2 separate regions of the Homo sapiens genome follow, and region 1 is linked to region 2. A link is an interaction called in ENCODE POLR2A ChIA-PET data of the cell type or tissue named here. Cell type or tissue: HepG2. All regions are shown on one strand.

What was found. ChIA-PET counts read pairs that join two places held together with the same protein. Peaks named below come from ENCODE experiments on the same cell type or tissue, not always from the same donor. Only the 100,000 strongest peaks of a DNase experiment are listed, where the experiment ranks them.
Region 1: POLR2A ChIA-PET joins it to region 2 with 12 read pairs; 2 of 35 experiments call an interaction of 5 or more read pairs at or near these places.

What each region holds. Positions count from the first base shown.
Region 1 is chr1:86,930,376-86,938,375 of GRCh38, forward strand. The region is part of intron 1 of HS2ST1 (heparan sulfate 2-O-sulfotransferase 1); the gene reads left to right. Among named protein-coding and RNA genes, the nearest start is that of HS2ST1, 20 kb to the left of the region's middle. In HepG2, no CTCF peak of the experiment used is centred here; a DNase peak (open chromatin) is centred at 3,636; H3K4me3 peaks cover 1,686 bases.
Region 2 is chr1:86,771,097-86,779,096 of GRCh38, forward strand. No RefSeq gene overlaps it. Among named protein-coding and RNA genes, the nearest start is that of SH3GLB1, 71 kb to the left of the region's middle. RefSeq lists an enhancer at 2,516-3,715. In HepG2, no CTCF peak of the experiment used is centred here; DNase peaks (open chromatin) are centred at 2,635, 3,605 and 4,545; H3K4me3 peaks cover 1,009 bases.

The DNA.
Region 1 (8,000 bases), 160 kb after region 2:
CTTTACCAATCTAGAATTGAGAAAGACAGAATGGAGAAACAACATGAACCTTTTACATTTCACCTAACCTTCCTCTATCCCCACATGAAGCGTAATACCCCATAGGTGGAAACTGTCTTAAATTTTATTTTGTTTCCAAAAACTTAAGCATACGTTAGTCTGGGCTTTTGGGAGTTATCTTGTAGAATAAGATTATTAAAGGACCTTACCATTTTCTAAGTAGATTTTATCCTAAATTTATAATTGCATTGGAAAAGTGGGCTTTTTAAAAAAATTTAACCAATGTCATATGACACCATCCTCCCCTATTCCTCCCACCCTGAGTTACCAGTTTAATTTGAAAACTTTGAATTTCCCACATATCCAAGTATGCAAGATTTTGCATTGTCCTCACATAAATGAACAAATCTTCAAAGCACGAAAAGTTGAGTATTTGTTTTATGTGCTCTTCATCTAGGTGCTTGTAGTAATGTTGGCACTTACAGGAGAAATTAAGAGATGAGGCAGAGAGGTGAAGAAAGGAGTCTTTAAAATAAGTGATTAAATTTTGGGCATTTATAGTATGTTGTGTGAGTACTTTTTGAAAATGACTAGTTAGTGGGGGAAAGTAACATTTCTACCTTTAAAAAGAATGTTCTTTGAAATGAGAAGTAGTTTTAAAAGTTACTTAAATAAGAATGGTAGGTTATTTTAGTTACAATCTCACAAAAATGATGTTGTAGTATGTGACGTGAAATATAGTAGGTTTTGAGAGTTTTGACTATGTACATGACGTTGAATGTAGTCAAAAGTTGGCAATGTAATTTTTAAATTGAATTGTATTATACATTATTTCACATTTATTATTCAGTTTAATTCTACCTTGTCCTGAAAAAGAGTTGAAGAGATACACAGATGTGTTTGTGTAATGCGGAATGGGTAAAAAGGCAAATGAGGTAGGAAAATAAGTCAAAGTAAAGTATTTGTATGGATATTAAATAACTTATTTTAATTTTGTAGCCCATTTTTTTTGTTTTGTTTTTGTGGGTAGTGAGGTATTAAAGTACCAAAAAGATCTCTATATGTAACCCTTACTTCAGATTCTGAGGTAATTTGGAGTGATAGCATTTTTGCAGCCTTTTATTTAAGGAGCCAGGAAAGCAGATTTCATACTTGCATTTTGGTCACAGAATAAAAGTGAAAGTTTTATTAAATAATAACAAGGATAGTTTGGGAAGATGAGGCATCTAGTGATAAGAATTGAGTTAGGATTTTGTGCCGTACATGATTTATGATAAAGCTTTTCTTACTATGATACTAAAGGCTTTGATTGTAAGTTCAAGTAGTTTTCAATGCAGAATCCATCAGTGTGGAACCTTATATAATGATTGTTGAGCACATTTTGACATAATTTAACATCATGTTATTGCTTATTTAGAAAAAAATGCTTAATACCAGTAATCTTTTTATTTCTTCTATCAAGTATATTTTGTTTCTGAGAGGATTAAAAATAACACGGTGCATTGAAGTGATATTTCTTGGTGGTTTTTAATTTAAGAAAATCTGATAAAGTAGTTTATAACTTTTCTTTCTTCTTTTTGTAGAGACAAGGTCTTGCTTTCTTGCCTAAGCTGGTCTTGAACTCCTGCCCTTTAATGATCCTCCCATCTTAGCCTCCCAAAGTGTTGGGATTACAAGCATGAGCCACTGTGCACAGCTAGATAGCTAAGAGAAATATGGATTAAGTTGAGTATTATAAGTTATGGTTTTCAAATATGATTTAAAATAAATATTGTTAGACTAACATTAAGGGCTAAAGTGAAATTACCAAAGCACGTATTAAAGACAAATTTGGGGCGATATCACATGTTCTCACATATGTGAGAGCTAAAAAAATTTGATCACATGAGAGTAGAGAGTAAAAAGATAAGAGACTGGGAAAGGTGAGTGTTGGGGAGAATGAAGAGAAGTGGGTTAAAGGGTACAAACATGCAGACAGACGGAATAAATTTAATGTTATAATTCTCCTGGTTGTTCATGATATACCATGTACCATTTCATATAATTCATGTAATATACCCTCTTATTTTATAGGCAAAGCAACAGCAGCCTAAGTCTTGCTGGGGGATAAAAATATTTCTGAATAAATAAAGTGATACATAAATCATATAACTTTGATTTTAGGCTAGGGTCATGATCAAATACATTGATTTGTTATTTGTAAAATTAAAATTACTGATTTAATAAATAGTGGTACCTGTCTTTTTCTCTGTCTGTATTAGAACAGCATTAGTAATAGGAAGCAAGCAGGATAGTCACTAAAAGCACATGCAGTGTCAGAAATAAGAAGTGGGATCTCTTTTCAAGGGGAGGAGACAGAAGAAGGCAGGAGAAGTACAGCAATCCAGGTTAGGTTATTGTGGTAAACCTGTCTTTCTCAGAAGCTTCTGAGCACAATTCTGAAGAAGGTAACATAATTATAATGTGCTCGTAAAATAATGGGGCAAAAAAATATTCTTCAAAGTAGTTACCTTGAGGAAGTTATACATTAGAAAATATAATTGCTAAAATATTTTGAAATTCTTTATGAAATTGGTTTCAGAACCTTTTAAAACTGCAAGATCATTTTTGTAGCCATAGATTAAAATTATAATTAAAATTTTTAAATTGTAAAAGTAATTATAGAATATTTAGAGAACATGAAAAGTAACGCTTTTTTCACATACTAATAAAACCATTGTTCTTTGCAAAGTTTTTTCATATGGATTCTTTAGATAAAACTTATTTTAATCTACTCAGGTGTAGATTTTTTGGTGTTTATCCCTCTTGAGTTCTTTGAGCTTCATGGATCTGTAGTTTGGTGTCTGTCAGTTTTGGAGAATTAACCACCATTATTCACATATTTCTTCTGTTTCTTTTCTCCTGATATTCTCATTATCCATAGTTACACCTTTTGTAATTGTCCAACAGTTCTTAAATATTCTGTTACTTTTTAAAAAAATTCTTTTTGCCTTTCAGTTTGGGAAGTTTCTATCAACGTATCTTCAAGTTCACTGATTGTTTTCTCTGCTGTGTCTAGTCTGCTGTTGAATCCGTCAAAGCATTCTTCATTTCTGTTACTGATTTTTGTTATTTCCATTTCAGTTTGTCTTAGAGTTTCCATGTCTCTGCCTACAGTGGGCATCAGTTTTTGAATGTCGTGTAGTTTTTTCCATTAAAGCCCTTAGCACATTAATTATAGTTACTAAATTCTCACAGTGATGATTCCAAAATCTCTGCCATATATGAGTCTGGTTTTGATGCCCGCGTTGTCTTTTCAGACTCTGTTTTTTGCCTTTAGCATGCCTTGTAATTTTTTTTTTTTTTTTTGATAAGCTGGATGTGACATAAGGGGTAAAAAGAACTGAGATAAACAGGCCTTTAGTGTGGCCTAGAGGCCTATCTGGCTAGGAGTTAGGCTGTGTTTACTGTTTGATGTAGCTTTGGTGTCAGAGATTAAAATTTCCTCTCGTGTAACTGCTTTTGTCTCCTTTGTTGTCTTTGGGTTTCCCTAATAACTCCTTCATAAGTAGGTTCCGAGGCTTGTAGTTATTTAAGCTGTAAGTCCCTGTTATTACACAGGAGCCCTATTGATGTGGTGTGTGTGTGTGTAAAAGTGTTCTATAATCTTATGATTAGCTCTTAGTGAGCCTGTGTCTTTGGACTGTGACCTTCATGAGTGCTTTTTAGCTCCTGCAACCTTTACCTCCCAATACTTAAGTGAGAAAGTAGGAAGGCTGGGAGGCGGCTGGAGTTTTGTATTTCTCTTCCCACAAGTTGGTTAGTTGGTGGATAACAAACTGGAATGTGAAACCTCGGATGAGGGGAGGCTACTGTAGTTTCTTTTGAGGACAGGTCTTTGTTATTGAGAACAGAGATCGCTGGGCAATTTCAGAATGGTTATTTTTTCTCTCCTATTGGAAGCTAGAGGGAATTTTTCTTTGATCTTCACTTGTGAATCTCTGATGGGGCACCTGGAGGTAAAACTCAGGAAAGTTTCCTCTGTCTCTCCCCCAGCCAGACTGCCCATCCCCTGAGCTTTTAATTCTCAAGCTAGTCCACGTTGAACCTCCAGCAATTTACATTACAGTGTTCCTATGGATACTGGCTCCAGCTGTTTGTTTCTCTTGCTGGGGTTTGTGATACCCGTAGCTGTGGTTTTCTGTAGTCACATCTCTCTCCAGTTTTGGGAGCAGCAGTTTGCCCTGAACCTCAATTCTCTATTGGGTCTAAGAAGAGTTAACTGATTTTCGGCCGGGCACGGTGGCTCACGCCAGTAATCCCAGCACTTTGGGAGGCCGAGGTGGGCGGATCACCAGGTCAGGAGATCCAGAATATCCTGGCTAACATGGTGAAACACTGTCTCTACTAAAAATACAAAAAAATTAGCTGGGCGTGGTGGCGGGCACCTGTATTCCCAGCTACTTGGGAGACAGAGCCAGGAGAATGGCGTGAACCTGGGAGGCGGAGCTTGCAGTGAGCCGAGATCCTGCCACTGCATTCCTGCCTGGGCGACAAAGCCAGACTCCATCCCAAAAAAAAAAAAAAAAAAAAAAAAAGAGTTACTGATTTTCAGTTTGTTCGGCTTTCTGGTTGTGAGGATGGGAGTGATGACTTCCAAGCTCTGTCCACATCAGACCAGAAATCCTTAATGATATTTCCTTTTCTGTACCTTTTTGACTGTTTCGTTCTTTAGTCTATCTGGAATTTAGCTGTGTAGGGATGCAGGGAATAGGATATGTGTCTAGACCTTCTGATTATGCTACTTTGTCTAATAGTTCTTGTGTTAGGATTATACTATTTTAAATTTTTATAGCATTAAATTCTTTAGTATCTGGTAGGGCTAATCTTGCTTTACTTTCCTATTTATTGTTGCATATGAACCTCAGAATTGTTAAGTCATTAAAAAAAAGAAGTAGAATTATAAATAGAACTGCTTAAAATTAGTAATATAATTAGAATGATAGTGTTATGATGTTTGGACTTCTCTGGAAATTTATTTCTCTTTGTTGACTCAGATCTTCTTTTATGTTTTGGAGGTTTTGTAATTTTCTTTTTCTCCTTTTTTTTTTTTTTTTTTTTTTTTTGAGATAGAGGCTTGCTCTGTTGCCCAGGCTAGTGTGCAGTGGCACAATCTCGGCTCACTGCAACCACTGTCTCCAGGGTGTAAGTGATTCTCGTGTCTCAGCCTCTTGAGTAGCTGAGATTCCAGGCGTGCACCACCACTCCCAGCTTATTTTTTATATGTTTAGTAGAGATGGGGTTTTGCCGTGTTGACCAGGCTAGTCTCAAACTCCTGGCCTCAAGTGATCTGCGCACCTCGGCCTCCTAAAGTGCTGGAATTACAGGCGTGAGCCACCACACATGGCCTCATAATTTTCTTTGTCTCATTTACAGAAGTTTCTTGTGAGGTGTATTTTCTGCATTTTTAAAGCCTTTTTATTTTGAAATAATCTTTAATTCACATGAAAGTTGCGCAGATAGTACAGAATTCATGTGTATCCTTCACCCAGTTTTCCCCATCATGACAGCTTATGAAACCGTAATACAATTATCAAACACAGGAAATCGATGGTGGTATGATACTATTAATTAAACTATAGACCTTATTTAGATTTTACCAGTTTTTACCTGTACTTTTTTTGTCATATGTATAGTTTTGCTATTATTATTGCAATGGCTTTCTACTACATTTCTCTCTGTCTCTTTGCCTCCTTCCCTGCCTTCTGAAGAGTAAAAATGGTGTTAATTTTCAGAAGCTGCTTTGCTAATAGATTTTAAATTCTGAGTTTTTAGTTGCTTTCATTGAATGTTTTTTAAATTTTTAAATTATTTTTAAATTTTTTCTCTTCTTTTCAAAGGTACTGATCATTGAATTTTTAGGGATGTAATTTTCTCATTTGCTAAAAATGTTATTTTTGTTTCTATAACATGTCATTGCATTGGCTAGGCTAGATTTCCAAATTATACTTTTTGTGCCTAATTTTTGTATAATAGTCCTCGAGTTTCCCTTTAAGAGAAAAATTAGCTACTGTGTACATTATTAGTTGATTTCTCTAATATCTGACATTAAAATTAATCATTGATATGCAATGAATGCTTTACCAAGTTTCAGGAGTTATAATCATTTCAAATAAATCATGTAATTTAACCCTTACAACCTCCTAAGATAGGTGTCAATATTATTCCTGTTTACAGGTGAGTAAATTCAGTTGGGTTAAATGATTTATTTGTTCAAGGTCACATAGTTTAGGTAAGAAGCTCAAACCTGAGTTTTAGGTTTCTTACTCATTTTGCATTTAACCGTTCTTTTATATTCTCTTCTATTGCAATAGAAAAGATCAATTGTAAACTATTCAGATGAATTTCATTCTACAGCATACGTTTATTCCATGGAACTGGCATTCCAGAATGGAGTGAATTAGGGCATGGTGGCTCAGGCCTGTAATCCCAGCACTTTGGGAGGCTGAGGTGGGCGGATCACGTGAGGTCAGGAGCTTGAGACCAGCCTGGCCAACATGGTGAAACCCCGTCTCTACTAAAAAAAAAAAAAAAAAAAAAATTAGCCGGGCATGGTGTTGCATGCCTGTAGTCCCAGCTACTTGGTAGGCTGAGGCAGGACAATCGCTTGAACCCGGGAGGTGGAGGTTGCAGTAAGCTGAGATCACGCTACTGCACTCCAGCCTGGGCAACAGAGCAAGACTCTGTCTCCAAAAAAAAACAAAAAGAATGGAGTGAATTAATTTCATAAAGAAAATTCAGGTTAAACACTATTTGCAAACTGATATTCCCGAATTTAAATAGACTTATCAAAATTGTATGTTTATATTTTAAAGGATCAAAATACTGAGCCTGCACCTTCCTCCCTCCTTCCTTCCAGAGGTATTAATTAAGTATAGCCCCTATTGAGAACCTAAATATGTCAAAATTTACCTAGGTGGATATGGAATTAAGTGTGGGAATACAAGGAAATTAATATTTTATATTTAAATATGAAGGACAATGTATAGTTAGCTTTTTGAAGAACATCAAATATTAACTTTTCTATCATGCAAGTTGTATGCATTCTTTCTTATTTGTGATAACTTTAAGATGATGTCAAAGTTTCACTGTGACTTAAGAGTGAGTAAATTATAAAACAGTAGAATCATTTATTTGAAAGAGGCCTTGGTTTTACTCAGCTTCCTTCCCATTGTGGGAATGCCTTCCTCTCCTACATTTTTTCAGCATCTTATTTGGGAGAAAAGGTTTAATTTTTTATTCCTAGCTGCAGTCTTTAACAGTTTTCTTAAAATATTTATTCTTTTCAGATTGCCTTTCCTTCTACCTTATATATATATAAAATCCCTTTCTAATCTGAGCTAATCAGTCTTTTTTTTTCTTTTTTTTCTGGTAGCTATATTGATTTCTTTAGGTACCTTTATCTTCTGCATTGGCATTCGTTGGTACCTTCTCTTCCACCTGTCCTACTCTTATTTCAGTAATTTAGATGAGGTAAAATTTGTAAAAATCACACTTGCGCTTACAGATCTTAACTATATAATAAAACTTTAAAAATGCATTATATTTTTGTCATTGCCCTTTATTACATGTGTACTCAGACAATAATCATTGTCTGATATTTAACTAGAGCATGTGTTTAGCATGAATACCTAGCACTGTTCTATTACTGTAACATTCATATTCTGAAATCCTCTGGAAGGAAACAGTAAGATTATATGTTGATTTCTTCTTATTTAAGGAAAGATTCATTGGTTGAACATGGTTTTATGTTTTGTGTTTGGAGATGGACTGTATTTAGAGACATCTCTTTTTCCCCCAGAAGTTCTGTTTTAAATTAATGAGAAATTGGGTGAACTTATTTTCTTGCTGAGGTACACAGCTTGAAGTTTTGGAAGTAAAGTATACATAGTCTTTTCTATATGGGAATGGTGGAATTTTCTAGACTTGATTAAAGTACTGTTGTTTAATTTTTTAATGAG
Region 2 (8,000 bases):
TCAAATTTTCTTGTATATTTCCTTAAATGTTTTTGAAAAATAATCTATGTGCACTCTACACAATTTTAAACTAAAAAAATGTTAATTATAAGCTTAATTCCCAACATGTTCTATGATGCATACAGGCTCTGAATATATTTTTTTGTCAAAATCTTGGAACTGTATACTAAGATCAATTTATAGGCAACATCCACCATAGAACTTGGCAAACCTAGTCATTGTCAAATCAGTCATCTAAATCAGACTGACTTTCTGTCAGAAAAAGTCTTACTTCATTTTTCAATTCAAATAAGCATATTTATGCTCATCCCTGGGACAAACATCTCACTTTCAAATTCTAATTGAAAGATGGATGAGTGGATAGATGGATGGATGGATGGATGGATGGATGGATGGATGGATGGAAGAATGGATGAATGAGCCCTCAGAGCCTTGCCAAGAGTTTCCCTCTTGGATAAGAATAAAAAGTTCCCTTCAACATTTCCTTCTGGCACCCATGGGACTCCCCTCAGGAGCAAGGCATCCTGGAATTGTCCCTTCGCTTTGTGCCCTGGGAAATCCACATTAATAGGATTTAGAATGGATGAGAGGTTTGTTTGTCATTAATAAAAAAGGGAATTTTAAAAGGAGGTGGGAAGAGCCAACCAATCACAGACTTGGCAGATCAATCTTAGGAAAAAGTACAGTTGGAAATTGAGAATATAAAAATTAATTTCCTTACAAGAAATGTAAGGGCCTCATGGAAAGTCATTTGCTCTCCTCCCAAGGGTGGGCATTCCCGTTGGGTTGAAGACCACTGCCTGGAGGTCAAAAGTCTAATTTCACACATGGACTTGTGTGAGTCTAAGCATTAGAGCTTGCCAGCTTTCTGACCCACCTCTTAGTTTTAGGAGACTCCTTCGAGGTCATGTACTCAATTCCTCTCAGCTTTGTGTCAACTGTTCATTGTGGCCTATTTTCATTTTATTTCCTTTATAAAGTTCTAAATTTCTCTCTTTTTTTTTCAAAGTAAATAACCACTTTCATGCTAGTTTTCTGTGGTTATGTAATTGTAGTTTAGTTTATGTAATCATTTTTAGTTAAAATTTCTTATTGATACATGATTGTATATATTTATGAGGTGCATGTGATATTTTGATACATGCATACAATGTATAATGATTAAATTAGGGTATTTAGGATATCCACCACCTCAAACATTTATCCTTTCTTTGTGTTGGGAACATTTAAGTCTCTTCTAGCTATTTTGAAATATACAATAAATTATCATTAACTATAATCACCCTACTGTGAACACTACTGTGAATGGCTATCAAATACTAGAACTTATGCCTTCTATTTAACCTCAATTTCTTGAATGAAGAGGCTGTGAAAACTTATTTTAGCTTCTCTCCTCTTTCTCTCTCAAAAAAATTCCTGGCCTGGGCATCTTTTTCCTGGTTGAAAGGTGTCTAGATAACCACCTTGGTAGTTTCAGGTGGGTTGGTGAACACAGAAACTGGATTTGGAGTTGGATAGTCTTACATAAACCTGTGGAAACATCTTAGTAACTTTTCCTGCCCCCACAAAGACCACACACCCCTCTATAGAGACAGGAGTATTTTTAGTAAAATATGCTACTAGTTGCAGGTTGATTTTCAGCCTGCCATTTTATGAAGTCCTACTAGACTTGCTGGAAACTTGGAAAATGCTGTATCTGCTCTAGTCTACAGCAGTAGGACACCAAGCAGTCCATTGAGTTCAGTTCAGCCACAGTTATTACACTTTGTGCACCTACTAAACAAAAGAAAAACACAGTATTTCTGCCTTCGAAGAGCTCACAGATTACAGGTAAATCCAGGGTATATACACATACAATCTCAGTTATGATGGCTGCCAGGCTAACCACCTTCCTAGTGATTTAGGCTGCTGAAAGTCTTAGAAAAGGACTGTAAAATCTCCTAACATAAAAAGTGGCTAAAAGAGGTATTAGGAGTTGATCACTTGGCTCCCCTCTCTGGGTCTTGCCCAACTCTAGCCACAACGACAAGCATCCAAGTTAAATTCTCACTTCCAAATCTAATACCTGCTTGAAGAACTTCCCAGTTGCCTCTTAGCTTTGCTTCATGGCACATTCCTGGTAAATCAAAATTCTAAACAAATTTATCCTGTCAACAAGGGACTATTTACCACTCCATAAATCAACCCAGATTTTTCATCCTGCTCTACTATATACGATGGGTAAAGTATTCTAGGTGATCTTTGAGCATTTTATCTTTTTCTTGAGAGAGGCAGATTTGGGGCACGATTCTGAATCTTCTGGGGCAGGCAGGTGCTCTCAGACTTTGGTTTTGATGTAGTGGTGATAGCTGTGGTCTTCACTGCGCTACAGGCCAGCTGACAAGGATGTTGCTCTCCTTCCAACCTGGGGCTCTTGGTTATCCTTGAAGGAGAGGAAGTGAAATCTTCTTATTTTAATGACCTAATCAGAGGAGCTGAATCAAAACACCATTTGGCAATACCTCAGTACATGATTCTCTAAGGCTCACAAAAAAGTTTTGAAGGAAAGGGTAGTTTGTACTTTCTATCTAAATAAACATTTTCTGAAGTCACAGTACAAAGAGTAGACTACAAGTCCTAATGACCATGGATATCATATACAAAACAAGATTAGTACCTGAGCTTAGGAGGGAGTATTTGTACTTACAACATCTAAAATATCAAATTAATGAGTCAGAACTTTGGCCTTCATTCTATCTGCCTTTGTAAAACATATCTCAGACTTCTCAGGGTAAACTTGATCTGATTCAAACTGGAAACAAGGTATCTCCTGGCCGAGATCTTCTCCTTTCAGATTAAACAGTCTGAAAGGAAAAATGGGATCTTCCCCATTTTAAGAGAATAAACATGTGTCTCTGAGGGGAAAAGAAAATGAAAACATTCTATCAACCAGCACAGCACACTGAGGAAGAGCCAGGTGCAAGCTCAGGGCAACAAGACACGTTTTCTCATTCTCCTTCACTGCCACCATCCTTTCCCAACCCCTGCACTCCCTCTGTCCCCCTCCATCCCCATTAAAAAACAGCAACAAACCGCTATGATTAATGACTAAAGAATAAGAGCAGGTGTACAATCTTTATACATTTTAGATTTGGATCAAATTCACTCTTCTCAATTCCTCTTCCTAAAGCCCCACCAATAATCCTTTGCCATCTGCCCCTCCTCCCCTTTCCTTTCTGAGGCTGCTAATGAAAGTGGGGTGGCCAGGACTGAAGAAGGACTTGAGCTGGCTGTCTCTGATTGACTCCTAGCTATCTCATGCCCCCGCTTCCTGCTGGCAGAAAGCAATGCAAAGTGACTGCTGTAGGAGCAGCTGCTGAAGCTCATTTCCCTCCCCCGATGCCTGTCACATTCTTGGGCAATATTTCAGAAGCTTACTCATCCTGCCACTCACTTCCCCCGCCCCCATACCCCTGCCCCCAAACAAGACATTAGGAAGGAAACATGAGAGATTTTATTTTAGCCTAATTGAGCAACAGCCCTTACTTCATCTTGAGTAAGATAAATGGGCTGTCCAACTTCACTTCTCACTTTATCTGTAATGAGGTTTCTCTCTCAACTGTTTACCAAAGTATTAAAAAGCACTTTGTAGCGCCGGCTGGTATATTCCATCAAAGAGAGTCAATAGAACAGATGAAGACATATGAGAAAGTCAGGAGATAAGGTGCCTTTTATGAAAGTTCAGATTCCAGACCTATTAAAAAGAACCGCTTCCCCCTCTGTGAATTCAGGGACAAAAAAAACAACCTTTTCCTCTTTGGCAGTAAGGTGGTTTCTCATAGGGTAGGACAGCACCTGGCAGGTTTTCCCAGAGTCTGATCGAGGTGAATAATTAATTGTAGTCATTAATGTCCGGGTGGTAAGAAATTGCCAGAATTGTAAGATCCTAATAGGCCATTAGCATCTCTATACTGGATGCACTTTAGTGGACTCTTCCTCTGACCAGCAGCGATGAAACACTGTTCTGTTCTTGCTCAGGCTCTGTCTCCAGCTATTCTGGAAGAGTCGGTCACATTCAGATGTTGAAAGGTACAAGATAGGGAGTCCGAGGAGCAGACCCTGCTCAAGATTTTGACACTAAATGCTGTGTGACCTTAAATGAGCCATTAAATCTCACCACTATATAATTTCTTCCCTTACAAAGTAGGGAGGAACTATCTCATGCTGATAACTGTTCTGATAGGAAATCTGTTTTGATATATTGTGATTTTTACCTAAGAATTAAGTATGGATATTTTGTTGCATTATAGCCTCAGTCCTGTTTGTAGCTGTCATTCAACAGTATGAGGGCCTACTATGCCTGTACTTGTGGTAGGGAGGAAGACAAGACATATAAACCTGCAAAGTGAAATAAAAGGCACAGCCCTGTTGGAATGGGAAGCCAAATTTCTACTCCTCATTCAAAACCTCATGAAATATCTCTCCCTGACTGCCTCCCCAGCTATCTTGGCAAACAGTGCATTCCATAGAAGATCAGGGCCTTTATCACCTCGTGCAGTCATCTGTCTTTTCAACCTCCTCTGACAGCCTGTTATCTTCTAAAAGAAAGGACAGTGTCCTGCTCATTTCCTTATTCCCCCATCCCTAGCATAGTTCCTGAAATATGGTAGGCATGCAATATTTCTACATAAGTAAATGGATGGAGTGAATAATAAATGCCAAATACAGACCATAAGATACAAAAGAGAGGCAGCCATGGTGGACAGAGCCCTGAAATAGGAGCCAGAAGATCAGGGTGCAAATCATCAACTTATTATTCCATGAAACTCTGACTTTGGGCTCTCTGTGACCCAGTGTCCACATCTGAAAAGTGCTAATGCCCAAACCAAACAGGGTTATTGTGGGAATTAGGTAAAATGCTCTAAACAAAATTTAGCTCCCTTATCTTGTATTCCTTTTCCCTAAATAGTTGGAATACAACACTGGAGTCCAAGTTGCAACCCGAGGTGCAACTACAGGTTTCTAGGTTATCCAAGAAGGAAGAAGTTGTAAACCACAGGAGTAGATGAATTCTCAAGGAGAAAATGAAGAGAAAGAGGCTGATAACAATATCCAAAGGAATATACACAATTACAGGGCTGCAGAGATCATGAGCTAAAGAAAAGACTGAAGAAAGACGACATTGTATCATGCATCTAATTCAAGAACAGTATGGTGAAATCTACGGAATGTCATAACAAGGTCCAGGAAATAAAAGACTAATTCATTATGCATGATTATTTTGGCTTCTAGACCTTAAATTTTGGTCATGGTTTAAAGCTCTTCTAGTTGGATGACCATAAAAATTCTCAATGCATTTTCAACAGTCTTACAAAAATGGAAGACAAATTTTGTGAAGGGAAAGAGAACTTATGAATATATCCTTTTCCCTTTCTTCTTTCTTTTTTTTTTTTGTTTTTTGAGACAGGGTCTCACTCTGTCATCTAGGCTGGAGGGTGGTGGCATGTTCATGGCTCACTGCAGTTTCAACCTCTGAGACTCAAGCATTCCTTTCACCTTAGGCCCCCACAGAGCTGGGACTACAAGCATGAACCACCAGGCACCACTAGTTTTTGTAGAGACGGGGTTACACCATGTTGTCCAGGCTGGTCTCGAACTCCTAAGCTCAAGCAACCCACCCACATCACTTCCCAAAGTGTTGGGATTACAGGCGTAAGCCACCACGACTGGCCAAACATCCTTTTTAAAATGAGTCATATGAAGACTTTTTAGGCCCAGGCATGGTGGTGCGTGCCTGTAATTCCAGCTACTCAGGAGGCTGAGGCAAGAGAATCACTTGAACCCAGGAGGTGGAGGTTGCAGTAAGCCAAGATCGCATCACTACACTCCAGCCTGGGTGACAGAGTGAGACTCTGTCTCAAAAAAAAAAAAAAAGACTCTAGACCAAGAATGGACCAAAACAGACAATAGTGGTGGTACACCACTTGTCCTGGACACGCTACTTCTATTATTCTATTATTCCATCCTTGGGTTGCACTCATGTTTGTGGCAAACTCATTCTGGCTCATATTAAGTCTGTGGCTGACTAAAGCAACATTACTGCTTTTTTTTTTTTTTTTTTTTTTGAGACAGAGTCTCGCTTTGTCACCCAGGCTGGAGTGCACTGGTATGACCTCAACTCACACCTCCACCTCCTAGGTTCAAGCGATTCTCGTGCCTCAACCTCTTGAGTAGCTGGGATTACAGGCACGTGCCACCACACCCAGCTAATTTTTACATTTTTAGTAGAAACAGAGTTTTATCATGTTGGCCAGGCTGGTCTTGAACTCCTGACCTCAGGTGATCTGCCCACCTTGGCCTCCCTAAGTGCTGGGATTATAGGTGTGAGCCACTAACCCCGGCCGACATTACTTTTTTAAAGTGTAATTTAAGCCCAAATTTGCTTAACAGTCTACTCACCTAATTAATTATTTTGAACTTAAGTTAGGTTCAACTTGGACTTAATTGATTCTGTCAAAACATATTTAAAGTATTGATTCAGACATTCAAATTTGAGTTAGTCCTCCAAGATTTTTGTCACCTAAAAATTTGACTGTCATGCCTTCGCTGTGTTTCCTTACCATTGATTGTTTTTTAAGATTGAATAGCATTTTACTAGAAACAGGACCCCAGTTAACTATTCCTTAATCCATACACTTCTGTTTTGTTTTGTTTTTTTTACTTCTTAGAATTAATCTAAATAAAAATCCACTAAATTAAGGGCTCCTTGAGGGCAAGAACTGGGCTTATGTAGCTTAATATTTCGATCAACCCAAGGCCTGGCAGACAGTTGTATCCAGCTACATTTCTCTCTCCATGTCCCTCAGGAAGTGCCGTCTAACTCTCTGAAAGCCAGACCTCCTGGGTCTGCAACTTCCCATGGTCTCTAACTGGGCAACCAACATTTTTAGTAAAAGCATTACTAATTCCTACCATGTTCTTTCTGGCTCAGAGAGGTGCCACTTTCTTTTCTTAATTTTCACAAAACATCTATTTTTTAATCTCGCCAAGCTTATAAGTAGCTTAATACCTGTAGACATAGTCAAGAAATAGTTTGAAGAACTAGCCTTACTTCTAGGCTTTACAAGATTGAAACCATGTTTTTCTGGGATTTGTTTTCTTGCTTTTCCTAACGTGATTCAGGGTGGACCTAATCCCGTCATTCCTTACAGTTACATGCTCATCCTGGGCTTGCCCCCATGTCTGAGCAGGAGGCAGTGGCACACAGGCAGTTAAAATATGATGGATGGAGAGAAGAGAACCCACAGCACCTTGTTCTGCAGAGACCTCTCCTGGGGTTAGGTGGCCGTAGGGATGAGTGCAGACAGTGGTTTCACAATTCTCTCACTTCCATTTTCTGATTTTGCTGCAGAGCTATCCCAGTGCTTGGCTTCATCCCTGGATTCAGCCCATTAGCTCCCCATGGACACACTGAGTCTCACACCCTAAGCAGAGCTCCCAAAGGCAGGCACAGACTTAGGCACTTAAGTCAGGCCTCTTTGGGCAGCCAAAGAGTCTCGTGACCTAACAGAATTTCAGGCCTATCCTGGAGGCCTAGTCAGCATAGGCAGGAAGTGACTTTTTTCTGATCACAGCCTCTACCTTATTTTTCTTTTGGAAGTAGAAAGAATCATGTTCTGGTTACCTTCCAGAGATAAGAAACCATCATGACTCACATTTATACCAAGTGCAGTTTATAACACACTTTTGCAATGAATTCCCACAATAACTTCCATTTTTCAGTTACAAAAATGGCTGCACTACAAAGTCAATTGACTTACCCAAAATCACCTAATTGGTAAGTGGCCATGTAACAAACTCTGGTATGTTTGACTCCTGATGCCTTGTTCTTCCCGTTGCACTACCCACATTGCTATCTATTAAACAAGTATTTATTGGGCCCTGATGATGCCAGGCCCCAGGCCAAGTTCCAGGATATACTAGTGAACAAGTAATAGAACTTTCACTTACACAGGGAAAAC